2 separate regions of the Homo sapiens genome follow, and region 1 is linked to region 2. The links are chromatin loops, found by intact Hi-C in ENCODE. Cell type or tissue: GM12878. All regions are shown on one strand. Each heading gives the region's core, and the rest is flanking DNA. Links, peaks and the distances in the headings are about the cores only.

Region 1 (8,348 bases), core at 309-8,308, 180 kb after region 2:
TAGAACTGATTTTCTAAAATTATTTATTAGTATTATTGTGAGCAGATAATACTCTACCATTGATAATAATAGAGACTTGTATAGCAGTTTCATGGCAGTCCCTATAAATATATCAGAAAAGATGAGTGTTTTTTTTTTTTTTTTGAGACAGAGTCTCACTCTGTTGCCCAGGCTGGAGCACAGTAGTGCTATCTTGGCTCACTGCAACCTCTGCCTCCTGGGTTCAAGCAATTCTTGTGTCTCAGCCTCCGAGTAGCTGGGACTACAGGCATGCACCACCATGCCTGGCTAATTTTTGTATTTTTAGTAGAGATGGAGTTTCACCATGTTGGCCAGGCTGGTCTCAAACTCCTGAGCTCAAGTGATCTGCCTGGCTTGGCCTCCCAAAATGCTGGGATTACAGGCGTAAGCCACCGTACTCGCCAACGGTCTCTTTACATTAAAAGAATTTAGTCAGTCTAAAACTTCACATGGTATATTCTGTAGTGAGGAAACCGCATAGAAGGAAGAATGTCTATAGCAGCTTCAATAAGATGGAATTGATTAAGTTATATAAGATTTGAAACAACAATGAGGAAAGTTGTAAGACTGAGAGGAAAGTTGTAAGACTTGTTTAGATGGCTCAAGTTAGGGATAATTTCAGTGCAAAACACTAAAACTATGCCATCAAGGAGACCAATATTGGTGGCAGGTGATAAGGAGGCAGTAGATAGAATAATGGATTTGTGCCTGGAGAATTAAGTTTCTATGAAGCTGCAGCTTATGTTAATAACAGGGCAATGTTTAGATTACACGTTGGCAATTAACCCTAAAATTTGGGTTGTTAAAATGCTGCAGCTTTTACTTTTCTTTGACTGGGGCCTTCCCACATCCAATTGCTACCTTGTTACCTAACATAGTGCCTTACATAAGTGATTATTACATATCTGTTAATGACAATGAATTTTTAAGAATATTTTAGGAAATGATGGCCATAACGTGGCTTTGGATAGGGGCTAAATAATAGAGGCATCATATATCTTACTGAGTTCTGTGGTAAACTTAAATAAAGCAGCACCAGAGCTTTGATTGTATCACTTAAGAGTATGTTCACAGATCACGGGTTCTCTCTCTCTCTCTTTCTCTCTTAAACACAATCGAGAAATGCCTGCAGCTCTGGCAAAAAGACATAAGCCAAATGTAGATCAAAGAAACATCTAAGTATTGTATTTTCTTAGCCACTGGTACGAAATAGGGTATGATAATAGAGAGCAGTTTTATGGCTTACAGAAATAGAAAACTATTTTATATTTATTTTGGTCTCCATTCAAAGGCAATATTTTTAGATATTTCTATACCACCAAAGGACTTCTATCTCAACAACAGTGAATGGTAATGCACTTAAACAACAGGGTTCAAATTATTATAATAAAGTAAACCAGATTCATCTTGGCTATAAAAGTTAAAGACATAAAAATAGACTGGTATTAATGTGTGACTCACCCTCAGGAGGGCATATGCTTTTCCAGTAGCAGTGATAGGTCTGACCAGATCCATTTCTACTCTCTTGCCCAGCAATAGTCCCTGGTGGCATTTGTGTTTACTGGGACTTTGCGACAGGCAGTGTTTGACTGCTTTACGGGAAGTACAAGGGTAGGAAAGAAGTTATAAAACCTATTTCTACAGGTATGGAGTGAACAATGAGATTATTATAATGGAGAAGAATCTTAAATGTAAATGTTATCTTTATTAAAATACAGGGAAGTTGAGTGACCATTACGAAGATAGCAATTCTGTAAAGTAATATATAATTGTGATTGAAGAACTTTGGAAACCAAATAAATGACTTGTCTGATAGCCACATATTATTGGTTGCAAAATATTAGTTAAGTGGGCTGGGCGCAGTGGCTCACACCTGTAATCCCAACACTTTGCAATGCCAAGGCGGACGGATCACTTGAGGTCAGGAGTTCAAGACCAGCTTGGCCAACATGGTGAAACCCTGTCTCTACTAATAAATTAGCCAGGCATGGTGGTGTGCACCTGTAATCCTAGCTCCTTGGGAGGCTGAGGCACGAGAATCGCTTGAACCCAGAAGGCAGAGGTTGCAATGAGCTGAGATCATGCCACTGCACTCCAGCCTGGGCAAAAGAGTGATACTCTGTCTCAAAAAAACAAAAAACAAAAAAAACAAACAAAACAGTAACAACAAAAAACCCAAACAGAAATGTATTATTCACAGTTCTGGAGGCTGGGAAATCCAGGATCAAGGGACTGGCAGTTTCCATGGCTGGTGAAGGCTCACTTCTTGGTTCATAAAGAGCCATGTCCTAACACAGTGGAAAGGGTGAGAGATTTCTCTGAGATCTCTTTCATAAAGTGACTAATTGCATTTATGAGAGTGCCACCCTCATGACATAATCACTTCCCAAAGGTCCTGTCTCCTGATATTCTCATATTCAGGGTTCGAATTTCAACATACAAGTTTAGGGGAGGGGAACACAAACATGCAACTGTATGTCCATTGAAGAATATGAGCCGAGGTGACGTGTTTCCCCTGTTCATCAGTGAACCTTCTCCACCTTCTCTTTCGCCATCTATTGGCTGGAAGTAAAAGATTCCCAGGCCCCAGAAGATGGTGTGGCTATGGGATGGGAGGAGCCTGGGAACCTGAATCACTCCCTGGAAGGCTATCCTTCTAACACCTGCGTTGAAATATTGTATGAACAAGGACATATTTCTATCATGTTAAACCACTAAAACTTTCTGAACTGTTTATTAGAGTAGTCATTATTATATCAAGAGAGTGTATGTTCAAATTTTAAGTAAATTTTAACACGCAAATAAAAGGACCTTTACCTCTTTAAACCAAACCTTTTTGAAAATCCTCAAAATCAAGTATTCTTGATAGAAGTTCAAGTATTGATAGATATCAAGTATTCTTGATAATAAGCACAATTTCGGTGTAATTTATACTTCACTTATTTGGTAGGCACTTATCTTAGTTCTGATTTTCCCATGTGAAGAATCTTTATGCTTCAACTGTGGGAATATTAGAATGAAATGTTCAGATGTCTTTTCACTGTGAACTTTTCTTCCTTTTTTAGAATTGTGAAGTATACAGGCTAACGGCCCTGGAAAAGGCACCTTTGAAATAGACTAAAGATGATGATTGGATTATCAAGATTTGAATAATGTTTTCTAATGTGCTTTTATACTCCTTAGCGGAAAAACCTGAATGAGAAACAAAATTGTTTGTGGCCTGGCTAGTGAGGCAGGGGCCCCTTTGAAATGTGAATTTATCCTTTCAAACATGAGGATCTATTTATCCAGTAATCTATTTTTAGGGTCAATATTTTTTACTTCACACATTATAAAATAATAGATGCTTAGTAAAATCATGAGAACAAATGTTTCTGTCTGATAAATCAGAGGTACCGTTTATATTTACATTTTGCTGAGTCTTTTTCTCTGTATTAAAGTGTGTTTACTTCTCCGGTTTGTTTTAATTCTGTTTATTTTAAATTTTAATAATCTCATGCTAATATTGTAACAATGCAAACAATAAAGAAGTATATGTAATACAAAGAAAAACTCTCTCTTCACTTTGCCCAGCCCCACTACTCTGTATAGAATAAACCCTTTTCCTTACTTAAAGTGTGACCTTCCAGATGTGTCCTTTTGCATTTAGGCATTTATATATATTTGTCCATGCAGATAATTTCAAATGTAATTTATATATGATATATAGATAGGATATATAAATGGATGTATATGTGTAGGTGTATATGTCCATATATATGATATATGCAAATACATGTTATGTTTTTGTACTTAACATTATATTTAGAGGGCTTTTCTGTGTAATGAAACACATTTAATAAAAATATAGTTCTTCACACAGCCATTTTGTAATTCATTAAATTATGACATATTAATAGGACAATTTCTTTAAATATTTTAAAATTTAACATTGCTATGGACATGCATCTTTGATTATCTTTTTCAAACAAATTTCTGAATTAAAATAGGTAGGTCAAATAATATAAACTGTTTCATGACTATTGATGTAAATGTTTTCCTCTATTTTAATAAACGTATCTCCCAAATAAATACCTGTATCTTTAATATTTCTTGATTTTACAAATCTGGAAATCAGAACAGAGAAAAAAATTCCTTTTTATCTTTCAGTCTGGGAATCTATCTACCGGAAAGCAACATGAGCCAGAAATGTCACAGTCATTGGCTCTCAACTTTTTCTGCATATTGGAATCCTCAAGGGATTATTAACTAATAATGCTGGCTCCCACCCTTCAGATATTCTGATTTAATTGGGATGGGTGCAACCCGGACACTGGGATTTTAAAAAGCTCCCCGGGTAATTCTAATTTGCAGCAAAGTTTGGAAACCACCCTCATAGAGCATTCAACCATTGGAAGATACCCAGACACATGTGGCCAAGAGGTCAAATGAAGGTCACTGGACAGATTTCTATGCTTGTTATTTAGAATAAGAACTATTTCTTCTGGTAGTGAAAACATTGCTGATAGATACACTGCTGATAGTATTCAAAACTACTCATCACCTTGACTCTCAAAATAAATCCAACTAGAAAAATAGGATTGACCTAACCTAATACTGTAATACTCTAAAGCACTAGATTGTAAAAGCATCTTCCCCAGCGACTGCTGGAGAGTTTGGAAAAAAGCCTCCCCTTTTTGCAAATTGATTTTTGTCTTGGCTGTAGTGTTTGCTTGTTTAAGCATTAATGACTTGATTTGGAAAGAAATAGCTTCCTGTATGGCCCAGATTAAGAAAAGCCATCTTTATTCTGCCAGAAATTGTGTACAAATGCTAGCATGTAAACAGTGCAACCTGTGACATTTTTTTTTACACTCAAACAGGCAAGGTGACACACATGGCTTAAGGGCTAAAAGAAACATGAGAGCTGTAACGCAGTTACAATCGGAAGTGCTAAATTTCCCTTGGGACCATAAGGAAAGCTTCCTGCTCTTTGTAGATTGGCCTATTATTGGAATACATTTGCCCACAGTTAATCCTCAAAGTAATTAAATGGAAGGAAGTGATTAAATCACCAAGAAAAAAGTGACTGCTGCATCTGAAGCATTCAGACAGATTGTTGGTTAGTCATGAACATTAGTTAAGGAAGCATCTGCCAATTAACCTGGGCTACTAAATATGTGTGTGTGTGTATGTGTAAGCAAATAGTATTGAAATATGAACTAAATCTCTAGTCTGACTAAGAACAGGAATTTTAAAAGTCACAGATACTTTGGTAGAATTATGGTAAACATATATTGTACATAGTCCTTAGCCAATTTAGTAAAGCAGTATTATATTTTCTCCCCAATGACTTATAAATGGAAAAAATTATTTAATTGAACTGAACTGAAAGTAGAACAGACAAATACTAACATGTCTTTGGTAAATGTTAGTTTTATCATGCCACTTCCATTTTTAGTGGATTCAGGAAACCTGGTTGTTAATCTTACTGTTTTCTTATTACTCAATTTTGGGCAAGTTACTTGACCTTTTAGAGTTTCCACAAAATAAAGGGATGGGGCTGCAGGATTTTTAGGTTTCTTCTAGCTCTGAAAAGCTATTGGTCTAAGAAAAAATAGAAAAACACAACCAGAAATCACATGTGAAATTATTAAAATTCAAGATATTATCAAAATAAATATGAGTGGAAAATAAAAGATACATAATGGAATATGTTACATACATATCTGTAACAATCACAAAATGAGATTCCTTGTTCTTCAAGAACTTTGTGTTATGAACAGGAATCCAAAGCAGTATCAATGAGAGTCATCTAAAGATATCCATTTTTCTATGCCTCTCTGCATTTCTCAATGATTTTGTGCATTGAAAATGCATTACATTTTCATGATTACATGCATTTAGATGAAGTAGTTCTAAACAGTTACCAAAAATTGTCCTTTTAAAGTAACGGTCTGTACTTATAAAATAACTTTAAGACAGATGCACAAAATTAGATAATGAGTCTTGTCTTGGTGGCAACAAGAAAATAAAGTGTCTGCTCTTTGGAGATGGAGTGCATTAGCTTTTTTAGGCCATCTGTGCATTGTTAGGAACTTCTCTCTTTTAATACTCTGAAAAAAATTAGAATGGTTCTCTCATTGCAAAATGATCTGATTGTCCTATCCTGGCTCGGTTATTTTGGCCTAATTAATCATCAGGGTAGATTGTTGCATACTTGATTTGGTCATGGTGATTGAGGATATGTGGGTGGGCAGAATTATTCAATTGACTAGAATACTGTTAACTTTTTATGCATCTATTTAATTTTAACAAACATTAACTGAGCTCCCGCTATCAATATTATATACCATGGACACAAAATTATGTAACCTCAAATGCTTCTTTTTTAGTAACTCATGGTAAAGAGTTAAGTTGAGGGACAAAAATAATTTTATAAACTATAACAATAATGTTATTCTATATTCTACTAGGATTAAAATCAAATTGTTTTGGGACAGCAGAGGATGAAGAAACTCATTTTGACTGAAGTTATTGGATGAGACATGGCTGTGGACAACTTCAGAGAAGATATATTTAAGCAGAACCTTAAACTTATGTCAGAATTTTTAATCACCAGAGATCAGCAAAGCCAAAGGTGTGATGTGAAAGGACATGGGATGTCTGGGAAGCAGGGAACAGCTCAGAGGTCTGGATCATAGACAGGATTGATGGACATGATAAATAATGGAGTAGAGTGACACAGAAAAGGGTGTTGGAGCCAGACCTTGAAGGACCTTGACTTTGTTGCTAGAGGAAATTGTTGAAAAGGGTCAAAGTGAGAGTGTATGTTGGCCACTATTAGCTGCCCTAAGTGGTACATGAAAGAAATGAGATTAGGCAAGAATAGGCTGATATTAAAGCAAAGTTAGAAGGAAATGGGAAGAAACCAGAGGTCTTATGAGGGTTAGCAAAGTTGAGTGCTTTCATATCTCAAATAGTGAGAGAGAAAACTGAGAAAGAGTTTGGGCATCAGAGGTCCAATAAGGCTTTTCATTCAAAGAAAAGCCTCAGCCTTATGCTAACATTCCACTTAGAGAAATTTTTGTTTCAGATAAGCTAAAGATACCTGCCATTAATGTATGAAAGAGAATAACAAGAAAGTGAGATAACAAAGAAATACACAGATGCGAAGAAATATGTAGGCTGTAGACTTATATGGAGGAAAGAATTGTTAGGCTACTACTATTTGGAAGGGACTGAAAGCAAATAGATCAGAAGCTTACTAAGTTTTTATGTGAATTGTGCTGCTAAAAATTCTTGAGATTAAAGTAAAAAATAAAAGACTTTGATTTTTTCAAACCTGAATACAAACTATGGGTTCAATGTTTGCCCTAGCAGGAAGTTCCTACAAAGGCTAACATTGTCAAAGAAGGCATATTCCCAAAAGCCTATCTTATATGTAGCCGTGGAGGATAATGGACAAGGAAGAATATTCCAGAGACAGTGGATCTAGGGCCAGTGTAAAACAATGGACAAGAGAGTTCTTCTCAGAGAATAAAATCAGTCTAATCTAGGATGTTTCCTTACTCCAGGGCAAAGGGCTTTCCTGCCCACCCAGCAGAATTTCAGAATTGCTAGGAACTGGTGACTGCTGTATGTTTTTCACTCTTTCCTTTTTCAAATATAATTTTTTTTTTTTTTTGAGAGGGAGTCTTCCTCTGTTGTCCAGGCTGGAGTGCAGTGGCAGGATCTCTGCTCACTGCAACCTCCGCCTCCCGGGTTCACACCATTCTCCCTGCCTCAGCTTCCCGAGTAGCTGGGACTACAGGCACCCGCCACCATGCCCAGCTAATTTTTTGTATTTTTAGTAGAGACAGGGATTCACCATGTTAGCCAGGTTGGTCTCGATCTCCTGATCTTGTGATCCGCCCGCCTCGGCCTCCCAAAGTGCTAGGATTACAGGCGTGAGCCGCCGCGTCTGGCCCCAAATGTGAATTTTTATTGCAACTATCCTTTCCCTGTTCCATCATTCGGAGATTTTTTTTTAGAATATAAATTGCTGGTCCATAAAAACCTCTCTCAGACCTAAGGGAAGATACTGCATCTGGGCCAGGGATCTTGAACTTTGAGCTGATTAAAATGATTGGATGAATTGCTAGGTTGTCTTCTCTGGGGAGGCAGTTAATGTTTGAAATAAAGAGTGAAATACTCACTTGATGACAAAGGGTAGATAATTGCAGAGACTGCTATATGTTCACTAAAACGAGTCCTCTTTTCTTCCTAGGCATATAGACTATTTCTCAGATGCACTTGTCAAGATGAGAGAATGTGGGCAGAGGTATGGCATTTCACTCCTGATCCTT
Region 2 (8,348 bases), core at 311-8,310:
AAACCCTATCTTGGTTCCCAAGTGCTTTATTGGTACGGATCTATTCTGACTTTGGCATATTGCCAACCAGTTTGACATATTCAAGAGTCTGAGTGAAAATATTCTAGGAACATTGGGAGATGTTTTAATTGCCTAAGATCCACTAGTAGGCATTTCAGAATGTCTCCTAGCTTTTGATTACTGACCAAATCAGGAATTAATGATCTGCCATTTTCCACATTATTACTTACAAATTAAGAATTGACATTTTATGCTAATATATTCCTGATAAACTTTGCCAGTTATTTTTCTTTCTAACAAATCAAAAATACATTTTCAATTAAATAATGACTTGAAGATGGGAACTACCAACCCACAGACCTAGGTAGCTGGGGTTTGTCTTTGTTGCTGTTATTCAGAGGCAAAAAGACTTGTTAGGGTGTTTGTTGAGAAGGATGTAACTATGACACTTTTGGCTCAGTCTACCATTACAATTACTAATGAGAGTTTTGGGGCGTGGGGAGCAAGCCTAAGATTGTCCTTAAGTAACAGGACAAGAAGCCTTCAAATGGTGGTGTTGGGGGTCAGAGTTGAGGATATAAAAATAATTCAGCACAAATTATATTTTATGATCTTCCTTGTTGCCTTTCCTTGCCTGAAATTTTGTAAAGATGATATCAGATTTAACTGAACTTTAAGGCAGCCTAAAGGGGGGGAAGATAAATTACATATATGAATGAATATGACCAGCCTTTCCTTCATACTCCCAGAGCTTCTTAAAAAAAAACCATGTGCTTCACTGTAACATATTTCACTTTACAATTGGGCATGTTTACATTTAAAAAATTGTAAATTCAAGAGGGTAGAGCATGGCCTCATTTGTTTTTGCCTCCCATCTATGCCCAGGAGGGGTTTGTTGACTGTGTAGGAGTTAAGGGGGCAGTACCATACCTTTACCTTGGTCATGGTAGAAGTTATAGGATTATGATCACGTTCTCCATATAAAAATACCCACCACATATCTGCAACCCCTCTCTCCTATTCATCAGGCATTGCTTCCCCAACTCCCTTCTCCACATGTATCAGGGCATTTTGCATCCTCGAATGTGTTGTTTCACATGTATTCATCCACATTTGCCATATTTTAGTGGAGCAGACACCAAGATTTAGGGCAAGGGTTGAAACTTACGGCTTGTATAAGATAAACTGTAATAGGACAATTAATATGTTCCAGACAAGATAAAGGAAAATCAGCTTTGCCAAAGATTGATTGATAAAGCAAGTAAGAGAGGAGATCCAGTTAGAGAAACATAGAAACAGAAAAACCCTAAGATATAGAGAAGCAAAGGCAGAAATGGAGACACATTCGTGTGCGTGCATGTGCACATGGACACACACACACTCACACCAGCATTCTATGCCAGAGCTGAATCTTCATGAGCATTTTCCTTAACTTAGCCTCTTCATGTTTACTTTTTACGCTAGCCTTTAAAAATTGAGATATCTGACTTATGCTCTTTTTGCAGGAATGTTTTTAAAGATTATTTATTTAAAAAATAAAGACCTGCAAAACACTGAGAGATCCTCATAGACAGTAATCATATCTGTCACATATAAAGCATGTACTTATATTTATTATTATAAGTGTTATCTATAATAAGTGTTATATATTCTAAGTTTTTTATAAGTTTATAGATCGTGTATGGGAGGAAAACATCTAGAAAGAGTCTGGTCACTTCTATGTCAAATAAGCAACCACCAGCTGCTGGATAAACTGCTTTTTTATTCTTTTAGGCTCCTTCCAACCCCAGCTATTTCCTCTGACCCTTTCTTTTTAAATTTTTTTTTTAAATGACGGAAGTGAGGGTAGGAGGAGGCCAGATCAAAAAAGGAAAAAGTTCTTTTCATGATATAGACTTACAAGTAATACATCTTTTTATAAAACTGTTTATTTAAGGATAAAAGGGCTCATGGACATCTATGAAATGTAAATCTCGCATAAATGAATAAACAATGACATGTGGCTGCTCTGGCCAGGCGTATCATCATATGTAATGGAAAAAGAAATCCTATTGTTTGGAAATAGGTCTTTATATGTGATTTTAAAGATTTAACAAGTACTTATTCATAGGAAGGAAATGTTAGAATTCATTTTAGAAATTTTATTTTAATCAAATTTATAATTGATCACTTTTTGTCATATTAAAACACAAATATTTGATTGGAAAAAAGGAACATGTGACCAAATACACAAACAGCAGTAAATCCTGTAATGCAAACACTAATAAAACTATTACTACATATTTAATCTTTCCTAGGTAATTGCCAAATAATCTTCATTTTAAATGCTTTAAGACTGTCATTCTGTAAATCAGACTCTCTCCAACTCTAATTTGAAGTGATCCTTCTACTGCTATCAAGGAGTAACAGTTTCTAAATGTCCTCTTCAAACATTTGGTGAAGGAGAAGCAAGTTTCTATGTGTGTTACTTAGAAGTGGTAAGAAAACTCAACTGCAGCACTTAGGGAAGCAGAGGCAGGCAGATCACTTGAGGTCAGGAGTTCGAGAACCCGGGAGGCGGAGGTTGCAGTGAGTAGAGATCGCACCACTGCACTCCAGCCTACGCGACAGAGCAAGACTCTGTCTCAGAAAAAGAAAAGAAAAGAAAACTCAACTGGAATGGATTGAAATATAACTTATAATTGATTATGGTTTTTAAAGTGAATGAAAATAAGTCAAATTAGGGATTTTCCTAAGAGTTACAAAGCAATTACTGATATTAGGATATAACCTTGGAAGTCAGTCCAGTTTCAACTTGACTCTCTCTCACTGCATCATCTTTATTACTGATCAGTTAATAGTTAATTCACATTAATAATCCTGGGAAGGAAGCACTGAAGTGTCTTCCACCCTCACACACTTACACACACACTCACACTTACTGAAAGTCATTGGTTCAAATATATACAGTGCAGTACTCTTCAATTTAAGGTCCAGAAGTTGTTAAGTTTGAAAAGTACTGCACTATTCTAAGACTATAAAAGAGTGTTAAAAGGAAAAACAGTGGCTTTTGTAATTAGAAAGGCTTTATGAACAAGGATATTTAAATAAAAAATTCCGGATATATGTAAATGTACCAGGACATGCCCTCTACAAGCATTGAGGTTTTTCTGGTTTCAATTCAAACTTCTGATTTACAAAGTAAGATATAAGCAGAAGTAGTAGCAGTATCAAGAGCTGTCACTTTTGGGGGGCTTACTACTTAATCTTCCTTGTACAAATTCCATGTAATTTTCACATTATGCCTGTGAATTTAGGGTTATTAATCTGATTTTATAGATAGAGTCATGAATCCAAAAAGGAGCAGAGCCGAATTTGAACTAAGCTCTACTTCACTCAAAGTCAGTGTTTGGTTTCAGAATTGTGTCTCTAAAACAGCACAGGCAGTTATGCCCTATTTACTGGAATATTTGTGTTTTAGCCAAGTTTGCTATAAAGTACACTTTTTTCTGAAAGCAGAACTCCATTTTGCCAATGGTTTATATTATACAATCTGAGACTGTTTACCAGTATACAAGTTTTATAAGGGCTGGGACATGTGTGTTTTTTTCATTGCAGACACAGTACCTGGCAGATAGGGGGTATTTAATAAATACCCATTGACTGAATTAAGTGGGGTAAAAATTATCTTGTAGATAATAGAAGCATGCTTAAGGGTTCAGAAAAAACTTAGCATGCATTTTAGGTTAAAGAGAAAATTTCTAATGAAAGCAATATTACTCAAATATGGTTACATGTTCAAAATATTAGTAAAATTTGACCGATTCTCCAAATTCTAGGAGATACAGTGAATTTTTGACCAGTTTTAAGTTCTGTTACATTAATTTTGACTCAATGTTATATACTCATGCTACATGCAGTTTGGTAATAATTTATTCATATCCATGTTAAGTACTCATATTTTTCCAAACATGAACTTCTCTATTTTTTTTATTTCTTATTCTAGCAGACATAAGAAAAAAAAATGAAAGGGAATAAAAGCAGAACACAGGGTGTGTGACAATCACTTCTTTTGTTCACACTAGTGAGAGAATCTTTCTATTCCTTAAAGTTAATCAAGCAGCAAGTATTTATTAAACACCCAAAGAGTGAAGTACACAAGGCTATTGAATAGCAGTAATCTTTAGGATTATCTTGTGTCAGCGCTTATTTTCCATGTTACTCATAAACGGAGAAATGTATTTATGATGGCTTTCCAAAGAGTTGATTAAAATGCTTAACACGATTCACCTTTTATTTAAAGATAAAATAATTGAATGGGGAATTCATGAAGAGCTCTTCTCAAATTTATATTATATAAGTGATGAGTATGCTGATTTTTACTCTCAGAACGAAAATAAATAAGAAATTATTAAAGAATCCCTTCCTTTAAAAATCAGATTACTATGTAAATTTTATATCATTTGTTTATGTGGTCAGAAATTTTGGGGAAATCCTTCAAACTATTTATCTGTAGCACAAACTAGAATCTGTCTTTTGCAGATTCTTATTGTGCACTAACTTATTAAAAGATTTGGGAAAATCCACTGTAAGGAAACTTGTTTATCTTTGTTGACCACAGTTTTCAATCTTGGTTGATGATGAGGTCTCCTGTCACCCAACACCTATGAACGTATTTGGGAGTGGGATACTCTGGCTGTACTCAGAAGAGCCATGGGGGTGGAGTTCCCTAGAGTCTTGGGGACAAATCCTCACAGGATGTCCTGCTAGGAACATGACCAGCAGAGTCATGGGAGTGGGGAATCTTATTGTTGAAGATCTCTGAGATCTTAAAACGGTAGAGCCTCCAGAATGCTGTTTCAGCCTGGCAGAGCTGAAGGCATTTGACTCAAACATATGCGAGCTATTGCATAGGCTGCACTCGGAAGAGCCATGGGGGTGGAGTCCCCTAGAGTCTTGGGGACACAAGCCTCACAGGATGTGGTCAAAGAAGGTTGTTTTCAGGCCTCAAGATTTAATGTTATTTGCCTGTTGGGTGTTAGACTTACTTGGGACCTATTACCCGTTTCTTCTTTCTTACTTCTCCCTTCAGAGATGGAAATAATATCTGTTTTGTACCTGTCCTACCATTATATTTTGGAATCATAGAACTTGTTTGATTTCATAGGTTCACAGCTTGAGAACAATTTATCTCAGGATGAGTCATACCTTGAATCTCACCTATATATGATTTAGGTGATATTTAGATTAGATGTTAGACTTAGACTTAAAGTTTATGCTGGAATGAGTTAAGACTTTTGGGGCTATTAGGATAGAATGAATTTATTTTTTATGTGAGAATAACATGAATTTTGGGGGATGAGGGGCAGCATGCTATAGTTTGAGTATTTGTGTCACCTCCAAAATTCAGTTTGAAAGTTAATCTCCAATGCAACAATCTTAAGGGGTGAGGCCATTAGTAGGTGATTAGGTCATGAGGGCTCTGCCACGTGAGAACAGGGTTCAAAGTGCCATTTTGGAAGCAGAGACCAGGCCCTCACCAGACACTGAACCTGTCAGTGCCTTGATTTTAGACTTTCCAGGCTGTGGGTCCATGAAAAAAAATTATGTTCCTTATAGATTACCCAATATCAGACATTTTGTTATGGCAGCACCAACAGACTAAGAGAGAAATGAAGTCAGGAAAAACCACTGACATATTAGAACATGGCAGAGGGAAGGACCGGCAAGTTATCGTAAGCACCTTAGAATTTGCCATTTAAAGAGATGGTAGATGTCCACCATCCTGCCCTTGTGCAGTGGGGATATAGGATGCAAAGGAGGATGAACCTCAGCTCCCTACTCATTTAGACTTGCTCATCTGATAAATAGGAGACTACTTCACTTAATGGCTTTCTTCTTCTGGAATGCTGCTGGAGTCAAACAAGAGTGATCAGCACATATTTTTTGACAATTCTTTTTCCACCATGCCCTAGATGAGTATCCCACTCCCAAATATGTTCATAGGTGTTGGGTGAAAGGAGGTTCCATCATCAACCAAGACTGAAAACAGTGGTCAACAAAGATAAACAAGTTTCCTTCCAGTGGATTTTCCCAGATCTTTTAATAAGTTAGTGCACAATAAGAATTTGCAAGAGAGATAAAGTTTGAAGCATTTCCTCAAAATTTCTGACCACAGTCTCTGTATAAGTCAGGGTTCTGTCTGTTTTTAAGTAACAGAAATCCAGCTCTGACAGGCAAAGGCCATAAAGAGAGCTTAGTGGCTCATAGAACTAAGAAGCCCAGGCATGGTTGAATTCTGAGGCCTCAAATGATGTCACCAGGGCCTGTCTCCCTCAGTCTCTTGGGCTCAGCTTTCCTCTGAGTTAGTTTCATTCTCACACAATCTTTCCTTATGTGTTGATCCTTGGCAGCTCCAGGCTTACATCATTTTTAAATCTACAAATTCCACTTGGGAAAAATACCTACTAGAGAATGGAACTTTTCTGAAGTGAATCATTTTTGAATTTAGAGATATTTAAATTGATTGGCTTCCCAATTCCCTGACATTCACCCTACTCCAAGTTAGTGCTTTATAATTTACACAATGTGTTTTTTTTTTATTACTTCCGAAGTCATAACCCAAAGTGGGTACCTTGGGTTAATGAAATAGGTTATGGATACATTGAGGTGAACATATAATTTTACAAACTCTATAGTATAGTACTTAAAATAAACCCTTAAAATATCTTAAGCTATTACTCTATAACCACTGACTATGAACCAATTTCTATTGAATTTTGTTAGAAAACTCCAGAAAATATATACCTATTTGAAAATTTTTAGTAGTTTTCAACTTATTGAAAATTTATGAGTAGACTCCAAATATATTTCATTGAATCACAGGATTCTTCATTAGTTTCTCAAATTGGTACTAAATCATCAGCATCACAACACTGGAAGGAACTGGTGAGTAGTCAATATGAAAGAGGTTTCACTTTAATTGGCCAACTAGTAGTTATTTTCATTTTGAAATGTATAATGATAATGACTTTATTTTTACATATGGGTTATTTTGGGGGATTTTGAATTTTTCAACCTAAGGAAATTGTTCTGTCAAGTTACAAATTGAATTCCCCAGTGAATGCTCATTTCTCTTCCTATGTATTTATTGTGTCCTTCTGGCCAGCTAGGAAAAGAACCATAATGAAAGCAAAATCATTTGGGAGTTTTATAGCTGGAATCTCCAACACTTTTGTCAGTATATCTTATGATACTACTTGGTAGTCACTGATGACAATTTCTTGAGAGATTTCAAGGTTCTTCAGCAGTTTCTAAATTATTAAAAGGAGGTCATCTATGCCTAACAATAAAACAACTAAATATTATTTATTTCATTGCTTCTAAAACTTGTTATTCACATAAAACATGTATGTATACTTCGGATTACTTGATTAAGCAGAACAGTCTGCAAGACAATAGAGTTCGCAATGAATTTCTTTGTGTCAAGCCTTTTGAATAAAATGCGTAAACTTTCTTCCACATTAAAGACCCTTTTAGGTAAGAGTGAACATTAATTGCCAAGGCTCTATTCAGATAATCTCATTGAATCTTCAGAATGACTTTATGAAAGGGGTAGCATTTTTTTAACCCCAGTTTTACACAGGAGGAAATTGAGACATAAAGAAGTCAAGTAACTAACATTACACAGTTTGTACATGGCATAGTTGGCTAGGCAGTCCAACTCCAGACCACTGATATTAAACACTGTTAATATAATGATTGTGTGTTTTACCTTTGAGCAGATCACTTGACAATATTACTTAAGGCACAACAATCATGGAAACTTTCAGATTTGCCTCAAAGGTAGGAGAACCCTACACACACATACACACACACGCACGCACACACACACGCACGCACACACACACACACACACAAAGGATTGCCTGATGGTTTACCACATTTTGGTTACTGCATGCCTTTTATTTTCTTGACTTGGGTTAAAAAGACTTTAACAAAGCTCTTATAAATAAGATACCAAGTAAACAAAAATCTCATATTTGTACTGTTACTCTAATAAGCTTAATAACAATAATCTACAAACATCTGCAATCATAAAATAAAAACTTCATTACCATTTCAATGCAGTCACTACAAATCCTCAGGTTAGCCAGTACACCAGCTGTGTCCTGGTGCTTCACAACACAAAACAGCAATTCATTCCAAATTACCACTCTCTGTTAGTGACTCTTGCTCACTGGCTCCCATCCCAAATACTCCTGCTGTTCAGGTCCATTGTTTCCCCTCACTGGAAGCCTTTTATTTCCTGGGAAAGATTAAAGGATTGTCTCTATGAAAAACTAGGCTAATCTTCTAACTTTTGATTT

The links. Hi-C counts contacts between places; a loop is a spot of excess contacts. Peaks named below come from ENCODE experiments on the same cell type or tissue, not always from the same donor. Only the 100,000 strongest peaks of a DNase experiment are listed, where the experiment ranks them.
Region 1: a loop joins it to region 2, with 2.2 times the contacts of the local background. A loop is called at or near these places in 1 of 110 quality-filtered maps.

The regions. Positions count from the first base shown.
Region 1 is chr12:90,060,520-90,068,867 of GRCh38, forward strand. It overlaps LOC105369890 (a long non-coding RNA gene), which reads left to right. Exons shown (of 13, transcript XR_001749246.2): 9 at 6,477-6,640; 10 at 8,270-8,323. Among named protein-coding and RNA genes, the nearest start is that of LINC02399, 120 kb to the left of the region's middle. In GM12878, for the core only: a CTCF peak has its summit at 2,583 (motif pointing left); a DNase peak (open chromatin) is centred at 4,859.
Region 2 is chr12:89,875,965-89,884,312 of GRCh38, forward strand. No RefSeq gene overlaps it. Among named protein-coding and RNA genes, the nearest start is that of LINC02399, 68 kb to the right of the region's middle. RefSeq lists enhancers at 4,645-4,774, 4,855-4,924, 7,760-8,348. In GM12878, for the core only: no CTCF peak of the experiment used is centred there; DNase peaks (open chromatin) are centred at 4,937, 5,978, 6,179 and 6,929; H3K4me3 peaks cover 1,136 bases; H3K27ac peaks cover 4,813 bases.